2 separate regions of the Homo sapiens genome follow, and region 1 is linked to region 2. The links are chromatin loops, found by intact Hi-C in ENCODE. Cell type or tissue: PC-3. All regions are shown on one strand.

What was found. Peaks named below come from ENCODE experiments on the same cell type or tissue, not always from the same donor. Only the 100,000 strongest peaks of a DNase experiment are listed, where the experiment ranks them.
Region 1: a loop joins it to region 2, with 5 times the contacts of the local background. A loop is called at or near these places in 1 of 110 quality-filtered maps.

Annotation. Positions count from the first base shown.
Region 1 is chr2:189,223,270-189,228,269 of GRCh38, forward strand. It overlaps a transcript of COL5A2 not described here. Among named protein-coding and RNA genes, the nearest start is that of COL5A2, 46 kb to the left of the region's middle. In PC-3, no CTCF peak of the experiment used is centred here; a DNase peak (open chromatin) is centred at 2,922; H3K4me3 peaks cover 2,691 bases; H3K27ac peaks cover 3,892 bases.
Region 2 is chr2:189,112,824-189,117,823 of GRCh38, forward strand. The region is part of intron 1 of COL5A2 (collagen type V alpha 2 chain); the gene reads right to left. Among named protein-coding and RNA genes, the nearest start is that of MIR3129, 18 kb to the right of the region's middle. In PC-3, a CTCF peak has its summit at 2,479 (motif pointing right); no DNase peak of the experiment used is centred here; H3K27ac peaks cover 1,464 bases.

The DNA of each region.
Region 1 (5,000 bases), 110 kb after region 2:
CTTATAAGAGTTAATGCAACAAAGCCATACACTGAACAGAATTCTATGCAAATAGCTAGCCTGGCCTACACCTGCCTAATCCATATCCACTTCCTTTTTTTCCAAATTCAAATCATTCTCCTCATTCACTGAGTCTCTGTGAACACTAGACCAAGCTAGGCAGTTGGAAGCTCAGAAATAAACCAAGAAGTCTAGAAAAAGCCAATGAACTTGTAGAGGAATATGTGTGTTCATGAAAAGACATGCACAAGAATATTTATAGCAGAACCATTCTTAATAGCCAAAAGCCAGCAACCGCCCACGTGTGTATCAACAACATCGTGGATAAATAAATTTGTGGTTATAGTCATACAGCAATAAAAATGAATGATCTATAATTACACACAATTATGCAAAAATCTTTCAAACATGATGAGCAAAAGGAGCTACATTGTTATTCCATCCTGTATATTTCTATTTATATGAAGTAAACTTTGGTGCTACAATTCATAATAATGGTTAACTTGAGGGGAAGGGATAGATGGTACTGATTGGAGCTGGATACTAGGGGAGTATTCTAAGTTGCTCATAAGATTCTGTTTACTTACCTGTGCCCTAGCTATAAGGGTCTGTTCACTCTAAGCAAATGTATTGTGTGGGTTGTACACAAATTATACACGTACTTTTCTGTATGTACACTATACTTCAATAAAAAGTTCAGTTAAGAAAATTCTGTCACATTGTGATACCTCTAAGAAAAATTACGTAAAATATATTAAATATGAAAATGAGAGATAACAACAGGGAAGGAGGGGTGGTGCCAAAGGAAGCTGAGAGAGAAGAAGAAAAAGATGAAAGGATGCTTTCATAAAAATAACTGCCTGTTTCCTGTTGTGAAGAGGTAAACTGGGGATAAAATCTAAAAAAAAAAGTTTCTTCTCCAATGAGCAAAATGTATGTCAAAAATTAAACACAACCAAAAAAATAAATGACACTGAAGTCCCTGACTAATCATGTAAAAAATAAAGTTAGTTCCCTGTCTTACCCCAGGTAATTTTCCAGAAATAACTTACCATTCCAATTTAGAGAGAGGTAAAATATAGAACAGGATATAATAAAATATGAAAGAGGAAACTATTTTTTAAAACTAGAAAATATGGCTGGGCACGGTGACTCACGCCTGTAATCCCAGTACCTTGGGAGGCTGAGGCGGGCGGATTTCTGGAGGTCAGGAATTCCAGACCAGCCTGACCAACATGGCAAAACCCTGTCTCTACTAAAAATACAAAAATTAGCTGGGCATGGTGGCACACGCCTATAGTCACAGCTACTCGGGAGGCTGAGGCAGGAGAATCACTTAAACACAAAAGGCGGAGGTTGAAGTGAGCTGAGAACATGCCACTGCACTCCAGTCTGGGTGACAGAGTGAGACTCTGTCTCAAAAAAAAATTAATATTAAAAAATAAAAACTAGAAAATACAATTTTGAAGCATGAATAGCAATTCTAAGCATGACATAAGTTTTTCAACTTGAAAAGTCAAAACTTTCTATGCATCCAAAAACCATTAAGTGAAAGTAAGAACATATAAAAAAAAACTGGAGGAAATACTTGCAACTTATATGAAAGGCAGAGTCAATATACTTGATTTGCTAAGAATTCTTAAAAACCAATTAAAATCTTTTAACAGAAAGACAGACAAGAGACACAGCAGGCATGTCACGAAAGAATACAAGTTAATAAAAAATAAATCAACTGCAATGCATATCAAAACAATGAGACATTTTACAATTATAAAACTGGCAAGGAGTTAACACAGAGATATTATGGGGTATATATACTAAAACTATACTGAGGGACAATTAACCAAGCTTAATCAAAACTCTTTATACTGTACATACCACCAGTGGCTCGATGTTGACTCTCAGCAGTCTTCCTAGAGAATCAGAAGCAGGTGGTTTTGTGGTACGAGAGATAGCAGCAACTCTAGGATCCAAAAGCCTAATAAGGCTGCTATTGGGTATAGCACAGATGAGTGGCAGGTGGCCAGAGTTCTCAAGACCTTTGATACAACAGGAGTTAGTTCCTAATGAGGTAAAAATAAAGAAAAATATTCATATCAAACTGACCCAGATGGACTAGTTGAAAAATGGCAATCACCTCTCCCATCTTCAATATAGTGTTTAGTATTATCTTAACCTAAAAAACTCTTACCACAGCTTATTTTTCACAGTCAGACTCTCAGGGAAATCTGTATTCAAATTTGGCCAAACAACAGATTTCTTCTCTTTGTACAGTTTTGCTAAATGAAAAATCTGGTGAGGGCCTGTTTCATTTTCCCATTTATAACACAGAGAATATAATCAGTATTTTGGAGAAAAATAGTTTTTCAGCAAAAAGAGATATTTTCCAGCTATGAAAAATAAGAACATTAAACTGTTTAAAACCAAAGCAAAAAAAAATAAGCAAACAAAAAACACCATTTCATATATATGTTCTAAGTTGAACACAGAATTTGGAGGGTTTTCTGATTTTCTTATTTGTGTGGTTGCCATACTGATTTGTTTTGTTTTGTTTCTTATACTTTTTCACTTGTAGAACAACCAGTGATTTAAATTACATGAGTACAGAACCAATATGTGCTTTCTCTGACTCCTGGGTACAGACTCTGAAGTTGAACTGCCTGTGTTTAATTCCCAGTTCTTCTATTATTAAGCTGCATGACTTTGAGAAAGTTACATATTATTATTTCTGTGCACTAGTTTTCACCTTTACAAAATTGGAAAACAAAGGCAATATGCCTACAATGCTTTTATGAATATTAAATATCATCACATAAACACTTCAGTTATGTCCGGATGCAATAAAAGTGCTTAATAAATAGTATCTGTCATTATGTCTACATCTCCTAGCTATTTTCTCTACTACAGATAAAAATGATAGAGCATGATTTGTTAGCAATGACATTCCCCAAAACTCAGCAAACAAAAGCATATGTAAATAGCAAAACCTAATAGTAAATAGAGGAATGATTGAGGAGTGGCATCAGCAAGATGTAGTAATAAAAAGCACCTCCTTCATCTCACAAAACATCAAATCAATAACAATATATGGGCTAATTCTGTTTATGAGAAATCCCAAAACCAGTTAAGAGGCACCTGCATCCCAGGAGAACACAAAGCCAGCCACATTGAAGCAAGTAGAAGAATTTTTGTCACCCTCTCACCATAGTCCTTCTGCCTGACAGAGCACCATGTGATTGGAGGGAAACTACCAGTTTTGGATTCGATTCTCCCTGGTGAGAGAAAGAGAAGACTAGCCCATACATCCAATGTTCTGACTTCTCAGGGAGGTTTTTGTCTTGCCTGTCTTGGAGCACTGATAACATCAGACATACTCTAGATGCTTGGGGGCCACTGAGAACAGAAAAAGAACTGGGTGTATGCTGCTACTCCAGAGGAACCACAGTATCGCAGACAGAGGCCTCCCCCTCAAGGAGGAAAGAGAAAAGTGGAACACATGTCCAACAGTCCAGCTTTTTGAGGGGCTGCCCAAGGGGCTGGTTTCTTTCTTGAATTTCTGGTAATGCAGATGGGACCTAGCATACTCTAGATGCCAGGAGCCAACAAGAATATAAAAGATTTGAGCGGCATGTTGCTGCTCAGATAGGATGGTCTGACAGCAGGTCAGAGGGCCCACCATAGGATGGCAGACATCAGAGAAAGCAAAAGATTATGAACTTCTGAAAAAAGGAAACTAGCAAATTCTTCTAAACAGAAATCTACACATGCAAAGCCCAGAAAAGACACATCCACAGAAAAACTTTGAGAGGCCTTCAGAATCTCTACTTGGGCCAATTGGTGAAAGTTTTTCTCTATTATAAAGCTAGTTTACAAAGAGTGAGAGAGGTGGTTTGTATTTTCAAATATCCAGACACCAACACAAATGGGGGGAAAAATGGCCCAATCAAAGGAACAAAATAAATCTCCAGAAATTGACCCTAAAGATACAGGTTATGAATTACCTAAAATATAATTCAAAAATAAACATCATAAATAAAGATGCTCAGTAAGCTCATGAAAATAGTGTATGAACAAATTAACAAAACAGCAATAAGTTCTCCTCTATCAGTAATTACTTTAAATGTAAACGGATGAAATTCACCAATCAAAATACAAAGTGGCTGAATAGATTAAACTAAAAAGAAGATCCGACTATGTGCCATCTATAAGAGACTCACTTTAAATGTAAGGCACAAATAACAAAAGAATGGAAAAAGATATTTGACGTAATCGGTAATCAAAACAAAACAGAAGTAGCCATACTTATACAGACAAAATAGACATTATGTCAAAAACTGTAACAAGAAGCAAAGAATATTACATAATGATAAAAGGTTCAATTTACCAGGAAGATATAATTATAAATATATATGCAACCAATATAGAGCACCTAAATACATAAAGCAAATATTGACAGAAGTGAAGGAAGAAATAGACACCAACAATATAAAGTAGGAAACTTCAAAAACCACTTTTAATAATGGATGGAATATCCAGACAGAAGATTAATAAAGAAACAGAGGACTTGAAGAACACTATAGACCTAAGAGACGTATACAGGACATTTCAAGCAACAGACACAGAATATGCATTCTTCTCTCCAGTATAGATCACATACTAGGTCACAAAACAAAACTTAACTAATTTATAAGATTGAAATCATATAGGTATCTCTTCTGATCACAATAGAATGCAACTGGAAATCAACTGCAGAAAGAAAACAAAAATTCACTAAACAACACATTCTTGAACAACCAATGGGCAAAATAAGAACATGAAAAGTGAAATTAGAAAACATTTTGAGACATATAAAAATGAAAACACAACATATTAAAAGTTATGGGATGCAGCAAAAGCAATTCTGAAGGAAGTTTAAAGCAATAAATGCCTACGTTAAAAAAGAAGGATCTAAAGCAACCTAATTCTATACCTTAGGAAGTAGAAATAGAAAAAAAAGCTAA
Region 2 (5,000 bases):
GTGTGACTTTTAGATGAAATATCACTTTAACACAGTGTAATTCCATGAATAACATTTCCAAAGACACAACCTGTATAAAAATGGGCTTATGTCTATAGTTCACTGAACAATTCCATTAAGTAGATAACTTAAGGGTAATTTTGCTCATTAAGTTTTATGATTGAGAAGGAAATATCCACTTACAAATGTTAAATGCTATTACCTGAAAATGAGATACTACTTCAATTAGCTTGTTTCTCTCATTACACACTCTTGGGTGGGGGTGCTGGGAGTTAAGTGCATATGTGCCTAGTACTAATTGTGCAAAATATTGAAAGCATATGTGGCTGGGTGTAGTGGCTCACACCTACAATCCCAGCATGTTGGGAGGCCAAGGTGGGAGGATTGCTTGAGGCCAAGAGTTCAAGACCAGCCTGGGCAATATAGTGAGATACTATCTCTGCAAAAATTTTAAAGTTAGCCAGGCACAGTGGCTTGTGCCTGTAGCTCCAGCTACTCCGAAGGTGAGGTAGGAGGATGATTTTAGCTCAGGAGTTCTAGGCTGCAGTGAGCTATGGGAACGCTATGCTACTGCACTCCATCTTGAGCAACAGAGTGAGACCTGGACTCACAAAAAGAAAAGACAAGAAGGAAGCATATGTGTTCCTTTCTGTCCTCAAAATATATATTATTGTGGAGTATTATATATATTATATATGTTACACATATAACAATATATGTATGTTTTATATATATAACATTGTGGAGTGCTATATTTGTTATATAATAGATGAATATAATTAACTTATTATATAATTTTAATTATATAATATATGTTTGTTTATTGTATAAATCTTGAAGGAGCCATAGAGAACAGGATAAGTTATCCCCTGAAGATTTATAAAATGAATTATTATAACAAAATATGTTATTATTGGATATATATTATATATAAGGATATATATGCTGATGGGATAATTAGATATTTGGAAGCAGAGAATATGAAAAACAAAAACAAGATGACACGTAATGATGTCAATTAAATATTAAAATATGTGAGGAACTCTTCAAGGAGTAGCTTATCTTCTTCCTTGTGGCTCCTTTAGGGTTGGAATAAAAAGACACATTGTCTCAGTCTTGTGTTAACACCTAGAAGAGCAGTTTCTTTCTGAAAGTTTAAGACAACATAACTTCAACTCAAGGGGCAAAGAAGTGGGCCACTGGATTACTTTCTTTAAATGATAATGTTAAAGGTTAGTTTTATACTCTGAGTCATCATGGCTTCCCTTCTCCTGAGAATTTATAATTAAATTTAAGATGATGTGGAAAGTTAGTTGGAATGCTTTTAAATAGCAAGGAGACGAAAAACCACATTCACTGTTAAACCTTGTCTTCTCTTCACTCAGACAAGAATCCATACACATCACAGAGGGCTCAAAAACTCAGTGAACTCTCATTGTCCATGTCTGAATGAAAGACATGTACAAAGAAACAGTGGGTAGAAAATACAGGGTGTCTTGCAGTTTTCACGGATCTACATGGTAGTTGTACACCATATGATTAAGTTGTCCCTTCTGTTTTCTACACAGACATTTACTTAAACGAAAAGAAAAGTAAAATAGAAAGCAAAATTGCAGCCAATTTGTTGAAAAATATTGCAGTAAAGTTGTCATAATAGAATTATTTTATAAATGACAACACAGTATAAAATAACAAAAATTTTCAAATGACATTCTGAGAAATTCAATTCTGTCCTCCTGATTTCTCTATCCAAATCATAAAATTAACCCAAGCTGACGTCCAAAGCTTAGATTCAAGGCCCAGGACTTAAAAAAAAAAAAAAAAAATGTTTCTTAAAATACCTGGATATTGGGGCCGGTCAGGGAGTAGGGTGGGGTTGCGGGAGGGAGAGCATTAGTAAAAATTAGAAAAAAATAGTTAATGCATGCTGGGCTTAATACCTAGGTGATGGGCTGATGGGTGCAGCAAACCACAATGGCACACGTTTACCTATGTAACAAACCTGCACATCCTCCACATAAACCCTGGAACTTAAAATAAAAATAAAATTTAAATTTAAAAATTAGATAAATATTTTTATATAATCTAAAAAAGAACGCCAAAACTATAATTTTGCATTACTTGTATTTTTTGCTGTTTATGTTTAACTTTCCTAAAATTGATTAGGACTGGTAGAAATCTGATAATACCATCACTATTTTGTAATTTTCATGTTTATCTCCCAACCTACAAGATTCTTTTACCCTCACCAAATGTTCCAATAAATTGAATCCATTGTGAAGTCATTCCCACAACAATTGTGGCACTGATATATTACAGAAAAGAGATATATTTTATCTGATCACATTTTATTTGAAATCAACTCAATTTTTCTGTTTCTCATATATCCTCATAGATTTCTCTTCTCATAAATCTTAAGTGCTTTTAAATTTAGTTGTAAGAATTCAGTTCTTAATCACTAGATGGCAGACCAAATCCACCATCTTATTATAACAATTAGAAACTAAATTATCACAATTGCAGCTTGCCAACTATATGGTATGCCCTGCATCCACATTTTTTCACACAATTACACCTGTGGGGGAAAAAAAAAAAGCCTGCATAGAAACGGCCATATTGAAACCTTGGACTGGCCAAGAGAGACGACTGTATTTGCATATTAAATTATTGGAGTCTACTTACAGGCTTTGAAAAATATATGAAATAAAAGTCCCTAAAATTATGTTAGATATTCTCTAGCCATTAACTAAAGTTCTTTCAAGCAGAAATAATACACAGCACACACGTGTTATAAAAATTTTAAATCTCTTATTCAGACACAGGTTTGTGCTGATCATTTTCCCCTGTGAGCTGTGAGACTGTGAGCTCCTCGACAGCCAGAACTGTGTTTACCTCAGCAACCTTCACATTTAATGTTATATAATCCGTCTTTGATAAACGTATGTGTAGCATTGATGAATGCAGATGTGAATGAGGAAAGTAAGGAACTAGTTCATTGATATGCCTATTAAAAAGATAAGCACTTTTAGCTCTCTTTCCTCCTTCCCTAATCTTTCCAGAGAGGATGTGCTCTTAGGAACCCTTTTTTGAATGAAAGGGAATGGTCACTTGGTGGTTCTTACCAGGTGTGTCCCTGACATTCAGGCCTCTGTGTGACCAGAAAGGAAGAAGACTGTGTCAGTCACAACAGTTCATATTTTAGAACAACCTTCAGAAAGCTACAGCAACCCTTCAGCCTTCCTGACCCAGCAGATTTAGGTCCCTTTTGGGATTGTGAAGATCTGGGCTACCATTACTTAAAGTTTCTCTGACTGTAAAGGTCCTTGAGGGACTATAATCATGACACTGTCAGCTGGTGGCCTCATGAAGTGGAGAGAGAATGCCTTGTGGGACAAAGGAGGAGGTAATAAAGCCGCCCACGTGTCAGTCTGGATGCCACAGATGCTGCCTTTAGTAATGCACAGCAGAGCGTGGGCTCCTGGATGGGGTTCCAGAGAACCTACCAAGGAAATCCTTCCCTTCCTTCTGCTCTAGGGCACTGTTTATCATTAGAAGGGAAAGACGAAGAGGGACAGCATTCAATTCCTTCTTTAGACCATGCAGAGGAGATGCCAAAAATTCCACATTCCTCATTTTGCTTTCCTTAAACAACTCCCAAATTTGAAAAGTTAGATACATATGAAGCCACCAGGGATACCTGAGGGGGATCTATTACATACTTTGACAATTTTTTTCTATCTCAGCCTCAAGATCTATGGGATGGTGGGAGGATAAGTATGTATGGGGTAGGCCTATGGGGTTTTACATCTTCTGTTCTTCAATCCACTGCAAAGACTTTTACTTTCTAGTGAGCCCCGCAAGCTTAAATCTGGTTTTAGGATAGTTATCCAAATTATTACTTTTTCTGTGCCCTGCTCCTTTTTTCCTTGTACCAACTGAACAAGAGTAGGCATTCAATAATTATTTGAGCTGAGTTAAATTTTTGTTCCACTAAGGACAATCATGTTTTATATTCTAAAGCAATATAATGACAATTTTGAAAATTTTCCTTGAAATCTGAAAAATTGAAAAGGAGATGACTCATAGAAAGCTTCATTTCAATGCATTTCAGTGAGCATATGAATTTAAAAAATTTGATAAACTGTCTGTGAAGGTGGTTGGTTTCTTCAGTGCAACCATTAAATGTTTTCCAATCTCATAAGCAAAGTTTTTCAGTTAACTAGTAAAACTGCTGTTTTTACTTTACTTAAAATGGAAAAAATAGAAAGGAAAAACTCTCATATTAGGTATACTTAAGTTTTTTTCCATGTATCATTGGGAAATCTAAATGACTGTGGCCAAAACGTGAAACTAAAACTACACATACTGCACATGCAATGCTCATCTACAGTTCTGTCTGGAAGAGCAGATTTCAGTCTGCTAATGCATTTGACATAGATTTTTTTTCCCACATACCTCAAACTACTAAATAGCTGCAAAACAGCACAAAGAGAATTGAGCCAACTCTATAATCTATACACTAGAAATTTCAGCAGTAATTTTTATAGCCAACCTTAGTTCTAATCTTAAATATTAATCCTCAGTGAATAAGTTTGGTACAGAGCTATGCCAAATGTGTCTGCCTACCTAAATACATGAAACATTTGTAAGTGTTCTGAATGATGTCTACTTAATCTCTCCTAGCCTAATATTGCTTGAGATCAACAGGAGAGACAAAAATCTGCTTAACTGTTTCTCTTTCAAAGGAGAAGTAAATATTCAGTAATATATAGTATCCACATTCCAGATTTCCTTCATCTCCTTCTGGTCTTAGCTCAAATGTTACCTACTCTGGTCACCTTACCAAAAAAATTGCACATGACTACACACACATACAACCATAACACTCTCAATTCACTAATTCTTACTCTTTTTTTTTTTTCTTTTAATGTAGTAGTTACCACTTTCAAGCCTACTATATATTGAATTTATTATGTTTATTGTTTGTCACCCCATGATAG